2 separate regions of the Homo sapiens genome follow, and region 1 is linked to region 2. A link is a contact called in ENCODE Hi-C or POLR2A ChIA-PET data. All regions are on one chromosome and are shown on one strand. Each heading gives the region's core, a stretch centred on a gene start or an enhancer-like site at or near the end of the contact. The rest is flanking DNA. Distances are from core to core; before and after follow the strand shown.

Region 1 (3,422 bases), core at 104-2,603, 220 kb after region 2:
TGAGTTCTTGGCTTTGCACAAGAGGGAATTCAAGAGCAAGCAAGCAAAGTGAAAGCAAGTTTATTAAGAAAGTAAAAGAATAAAAGGGGGGCTACTCCACAGGCAGAGCAGCCCTCATGGGCTGCTGGCTGGCTATACTTATGGTTATTTCTTGATTACATGCTAAATATGGGGTGGATTATTTATGAGTTTTCTAGGAAAGGGGTGGAGATTTCCCGGAACCAAAGGTTCCTCCTCTTTTTAGACCATATACGGTAGTGCAGTGGTTGCCATGGTATTTGTAAACTGTTGTGGTGCTGATGGGAGTGTCTTGTGGCATGCTAATGTATTATAATTAGTGTATAATGAGCAGTGAGGACCATCAGAGGTCACTTTTGTTGCCATCTTGGTTTTGGCTGGCTTCTTTACCACATCCTATTTTATCAGCAGGGGTCTCTGTGACCAGTATCTTGTAAACCAGTCCTGCCAAAGTCCTATCACACAAATAGTCCAGCTCCTGACGCGAGCTGCATTGAGTCCTCCTGCAGTGTCATGCTTAGACAAGAGTGTACCACATGTGGGCTGCTACACACAGACACCCCTCTGGTGAAGCAGCTGGGCTTTCTGGGTGTGTCAGCCTCAGCCATGCACCATGCCAGAGGACAATCAAGCCATCGTTTCACACCTCCTCTTCCACTTGGGTGGGTGCAGTGGGTGTGAGCGGTGGTTCTTGGTCATTTCAGGTGGAACCCATCCATGGATTCAGGTACGATCATTTCAGCCCATCAGAGTTACCTTTTGCCTCAAATAAGAAGGGAGTGGTTCAGATCCGTCTTCTCCCAGAAGGCTCCTTGTGCTCCTGTATACATTTGTCCAAATGCTTCAGCAACCAGCTCTTCATACCAAGAAATATAGAGAACAGCCTTTGTCAAGCCACACAGTAGGGAAAAAATGTCCAGTTATATCCTCTTCTCAGGATGATGGGTGCCTAGCTGCCCACATTTACGTAACTGAAGGAGACCATTCACACGATTGTTCTAAGAACAAAGACTTCCTCTAAGAAGATTGGCTGCCTCCTCTTGCTAGCTGGCAACTTTTAAGTGGCAGTTCATTGAGGCAGAAAGATGTAAAATTCCACTTTCTAGGCACTCCATTACAAATCTAGTTCACACTTGTACCATGAATTAATGTTGTTTGGAAGTCAGAGGTCGTTAAATTTACCCCATTTAGACATTCCTCCGTTTTGAAAACTGACAAACATTTCACACTTCCCTGGCTGTTGGCTCCTTTCCCAAATTTCTCAGAAATCACGGACAGTAGTTCTGCAATCACATCCCCGAGTTCCGAGGAGATTCCTCTAAAACCAGAACTCGAATGTGGCCAGATGCTTCCACCACCTCCTCATGGCTGCGCTCCACGTTCTTCTGGAATTTGCCTTTACACTTTCCGGTTTGAGAATTACTCTTCTTGAGGGAGAAAAACATTATGCATGAAAAAATTTGTCCCCTCCACTAAGTGTGGGGCCTGGATCTTCCCCATTGTTTTTCTTGCTTCAGATACTTTTCTAAAACAGGGTTTCTGGTTTCTGTCATTTGTTTAAGCCTCAGCTCATTTTACGTGTTAGTATTCCTGACCCCAGTCTTGTGGGCTGGTGCTGCTTTGGGCATTTGTTTTCGGCCCTCTGCCCCTTCCCACTGCTATACCTGCTCTTTGAAATTCTGAACTCACCGTGTATTTGAGGTGGTTCTTTAGATGACTGCTCTGGGCCCAGTTCGCCTTCCTTCTCAATGAGGTTATTAATTATTCCTTGGTCTGTTTGTGGAGCCCCTACTACATGTTGGGTACAGCACTAGGAACTACTGATATACCAGGGAACAAAAGCAGATATGGTGCTTGCTCTTACAAACTCAAAGAAAGGGGCACTGTTCAAATAATTACATAAATAAATATAAAATTACAGCTCAATAACTGTGAAGAGGCACATAGCGAAGAGTTTATAAGGAGCCTTTTTTCTTTCTTAAATCTAGTTAAAGATGCAAGAAAGGGATCACTGAGATCTAAAAGATGAGTGGGAAGGATTGACTGAGGTCAAAAAGGAAGGAAACAACTCAATTTAGAAATGAGCAAAAGATCTGAACAGGCACCTCACCAAAGTAGATAGATGGCAAGTAAGCATATGAGCAGGTGCCCAACATCATAGTCACTAGGAAATTAAAGATCAAGGGATTTTTAGGGTAGTGAAACAGTAAGGGTGGGTATCTATCATTATACATTTGTGTAAACCCATTGAATGTACAACACAAAGAATGAATCATAATGTAAGCTATGGCCTTTGGGTGATAATGATGCATCTACGTTGGTTCATCAGTTGTAGCAAATGTCCCACACTATTTCGGGATATTGAGGGTGGAGGAGGCTGTGTGTGTATGGGGATGGGGGTGGGGGTGGGACAGGGTATATGGGAACTCTTTGTGCTTTCCACTCAATTTTGCTATAAACCTGAAACTACTGTAAAAAAAAAAATAGCCTATTGATTTTAAAAAGGGTTGGGGTACAGACAGGGGGAAGAGAAGGAGCTTTCCAGGAAGAGACTTGCACATGCAAAAGCCCTGTGGCACAGGAAAATTTGGTGATTGGGACTAAAGGAAGGCCATTATGGGTAGAGTAAAGAGAGTAAGATGGAGCTTGATGAAGCTAGAGAAACAGGTGATGCCCAGACTCAGCAGGGTCTGGTAGGCTGTTAAAACTGTTTTTCTTTATCCTGGAGGTGCTAGAAAGCCAGTGAGTGGTTCTAAGGGTGGGAGGTAGGATAGGGATGATGGGATTGCAATCAGATTTATATTTCAAAATAATCACTGTGGGTATAGTGTGGAGGGTGGAGAATGCCTTGAACTCTAAAAGGTGCCAGAGTTGATATGGGGAGACCAGTTGGGAGCCCAGGTGAAAAATAAAGGTAGTCTGAAGGAGAGTGGATGATGCGGGAATGGGAAGAAGCAGCAAGACAAACTTAGGATTTAAACTGGACAGAATTTAAAGGGGGATGAAAAAGGAAACAAGGAAGAAGGTGGGGCCCAGCATGTTTCCTTGGTTCATTTGTGACTACATAATGAACATATTACTTCTTAGAAATTTCTGTCCCTCTTTAGCCATATTCTCCTTCAATATTTTTGACTCATGCAAATTTCCCAACTTGTTGAAATCTGCTCTCCTTGAGTGAGATGAACAGGTCCCTTCTGCACCATAAAGAGCTCCACAAAGCCATTACTTTCTCCCAAGCTCTAGTCACTTGTGCATCATAAACCAATATTGACATATGTTTTTAACATTAGATCCAACAAAGGAGTTCTTCTTATTTCTTCTACTTTTGGATAGTTGAGCTCATAAAGCAAATTAAACATTCTTGTGTTGTCTGCAGGATGAGTGATGGCCACGGTTATATACGA
Region 2 (3,161 bases), core at 109-2,608:
CGTGGAAATGTACAGTTGTGCAGCCACTATGAAAAACAGTTTGATGGTTCCCCAAAATGTTAGAATACAATTACCACATGACCCAGCAATTCCCCTCCCAGGTATATTCCCCAAAGAAGTGAAAACTGGCACTTCAAAAATATATGTACACTCTCTGGGCATGGTGGCTCATGCCTGTAATCCCAGCACTTTGGGAGGCCGAGGCAGGTGGATCACCTGAGGTCAGGAGTTCGAGACCAGCCTGACCAACATGGTGAAACCCTGTCTCTACTAAAACAATACAAAATTAGCCGGATTACATGCCTGTAATCCCAGCTACTTAGGAGGCTGAGGCAGGAGAATCGCTTGAACCCCTGAGGCGGAGGTTGCAGTGAGCCGAGATTGTGCCACTGCACTCCAGCCTGGGTGACAGAGTGAGACTCTGTCTCAAAAAATAAATAAATAAAAATTATACACACACACACACACACACACACACACACTCATGTGTACAGCAGTAATGTTCACAATAGCCGAAAGGTGAAAATAGTCCAAATGTGCATCAACAAATAAATGGATAAACAACATGTGTTATATCCATATAATGAAATATCATTCAGCCATAAAAGGGATAAAGTACTGATTCTTCCATTCAGTGGATGAACCTGGAAAACATTATGCTGAGCAATACAAGCCAGACAAGACACAAAGATCACGTGCTGTATGACTGTATTTATGTGAAATACCCAGAATAAGTAAATCTGTAGAGACATATACAGATTGGTGGTTTCCAGAGGCTGGGGAAGTGGGGTGATGGGAAGCAACTGCTTAATGGGTATGGGTGTCTTTTGGGGGTGATAAAAATATTTTGAAACTGGATAGAGGTGGTGGCTGCCCAACATTGTGAATGTACTAATTGCCACGGAATTGTTCACTCTAAAATTGTTCATTTTATATTATGTGAATTTCACTTCAATGTAAAAAAAAGAAAAAAACCAACCTCAGTGTTCTTAATAGTAAAAAGAGGCTAATAACACTACTTATTTCATGGAGAGGTGGTAAGAAATAAAATAATAGGCGCAAAGTAGCCACCATTCAGCTATTGAATAAAGGGTGGCCAATGTTCTCCGAATGCTACTTTCTGGGGTTGCACCAAGGGTGCTCCAAAACTCTTTCTTGGTCCCTGGGGAATGTGGCTTAAGTTCCTGCTCAAAGAACCGAAAAGCCCAAAGAGCTGTAGCTGCGAGGTGGCGCCTAACGGGCTGTCCCTCTACTGTGGTCAGAGCCGTGCCCCTTGCAGGTGGGTAGCGCTGAGAGCAGAGCAGCGCCCGCGGGACTGGCCTGAGGATCCCGCAGGCAGGAGGGACCCCGCGGGCCTTTCCCTACCTGGGAGGTGCACGGTTGGCCACCAGGGCGCGCTGCTGGACTCTCCCCAGAAATCGGGCGGAGGTTTAGGCCTCAGAGTCACTTAAACTTGTAACCCTACCGGTAGCCGTGGAGTCTAGTAAATGTGGGGTCGGCTGGGGTTCGCCAGTCATCCCATGCTGCTGAGGGGCAGGCATGGGGCCCGTTGGCCACAGGAGACCTCCAGGCTTCTCTCCCACTCTTCTGCCTGCACCCCCTCTCGGGTAGAGGCTGCACCTCCTGCTTGGGTTCAGCCACCTTCAAATACTGCATCAATGGCTCGTGCCTCTGCCTGCGGGGCTGGGCCAGCGCGGGAGAGGCAGGCGGAGGGTTCAGGGAGCTGGGGATCTGCGGTATGTCCTGACCCCACACACTTTGTGTGTGCCATAAAGCCACAGCCTTTCCTTCCCACCCAGCCCCGTCTGAATGAGAAAGCATCACCTCTGCTTTCTGTTTGATCCGGCAGTTCTCAGCCAGGCTGGAGGCGGCCTGGAATCCCAGATCGTCTACTGACACCCCTAGTTTCCCTCGCCGCTCCTCTGGAGGACGTCCTTAACCCCTGATGCTGCACCACAGGCAGAGCTGCCAGAACCCCACCACCACCAAGATTGCTACCTGGAGATTCCTGCTTGTCCCCCCAACCCCAGGTCAAACCCCTGCATGCATCCATGGCCCAGCTCCCGTGTTCTGGGGCCATCTTTATAACCTGCTGTGCATTCCTGCCAGATTGAACTCATTGCCTCCCCCACTTGACCTCATTCTCTCTTTGTGCACTTGCTTTCTTTTCTTTGCTTTTTCTTTGTCTTTTTTTTTTTTTTTGAGACGGAGTCTCGCTCTGTCGCCCAGGCTGGAGTGCAGTGGCGCCACCTCGGATCACTGCAAGCTCCGCCTCCCGGGTTCACGCCATTCTCCTGCCTCAGCCTCCCGAGTAGCTGGGACTACAGGCGCCCGCCACCACGCCCAGCTAATTTTTTGTATTTTTAGAGACGGGGTTTCACCGTGTTAGCCAGGATGGTCTCGATCTCCTGACCTCGTGATCCACCCGCCTCGGCCTCCCAAAGTGCTGGAATTACAGGCGTGAGCCACTGCGCCTGGCCTCTTTGTGCACTTTCTTTGTATTTAGGGAAACAGCAACAGTAAACCCCAAATGACAAAGGTCATTACAGGGACCTTTTTTGCAGCCAATGATGTTTGTGTTCCCCGGTGCACTGCTCTGAAGCTTTCCCACGCATTCGGGCTCAGGTCTCTCTCCGGCATGTCTGCTGCCTTGTTTACTCCCCGCTTAGCGTGTGTTTATAGGATCACATTACACGAAATATTCCAGCCTTGTGAAGTAGCATTTCTTGCTGATAATGAAAACAAAAGACACAAAGAATTCTAAGAAATGCCTACAGTGCTTGGCACGTGAGGGCCTCTTGGCCTAGGGCCAAGTTTGTCTACTATCAGCCCCCACGGTGTCTGGAAAGTCTTGGATTGTTGTTGGCTCTTTGGATCCTGTGGTTTCACCCTGCAGCGTTTTGTAGGCAGTGTGGTGTCCTGGGTAGACCCAGGTCTTGGGGTTGACTGGACTGGTCAGATACAACTTGGTGACTTGCTAGCTGTGTGTCCTTGGGCAAGTTACTTAATTTTCCTGAGCCTCAGTTTTCTCATCCATAAAATGAGGGAAGAAAGAAATAATTCAAAGAGATGTTTTGAGAATTTGGTGAGGAGGTATATATAGTAGACAAGTCATAGACACTCAGTAAGTATTGGCTGGGATTATTAGCAAAAGCAAATAA

The links. Hi-C counts contacts between places; a loop is a spot of excess contacts on that map. ChIA-PET counts read pairs that join two places held with the same protein, here RNA polymerase II (POLR2A). Pooled maps may share reads with other maps.
Region 1: a loop to region 2 is called in a pooled map of ovary, with 2.5 times the contacts of the local background. The contact joins two enhancer-like sites. A Hi-C loop is called at or near these places in 1 of 50 pooled maps. POLR2A ChIA-PET finds 5 or more read pairs at or near these places in 2 of 52 experiments (OCI-LY7 and activated T-cell).

The regions. Positions count from the first base shown.
Region 1 is chr1:109,864,136-109,867,557 of GRCh38, forward strand. The region is part of intron 4 of LINC01768 (long intergenic non-protein coding RNA 1768); the gene reads left to right. Among named protein-coding and RNA genes, the nearest start is that of LINC01768, 38 kb to the left of the region's middle. RefSeq lists an enhancer at 738-1,283. Within about 2 kb of position 1,354, at least 6 of the 41 ENCODE cell types and tissues checked have a DNase peak (open chromatin) inside an H3K27ac peak, as active enhancers do.
Region 2 is chr1:109,642,118-109,645,278 of GRCh38, forward strand. No RefSeq gene overlaps it. Among named protein-coding and RNA genes, the nearest start is that of GSTM4, 12 kb to the right of the region's middle. RefSeq lists enhancers at 1,270-1,564, 1,939-2,812. Within about 2 kb of position 1,359, at least 4 of the 41 ENCODE cell types and tissues checked have a DNase peak (open chromatin) inside an H3K27ac peak, as active enhancers do.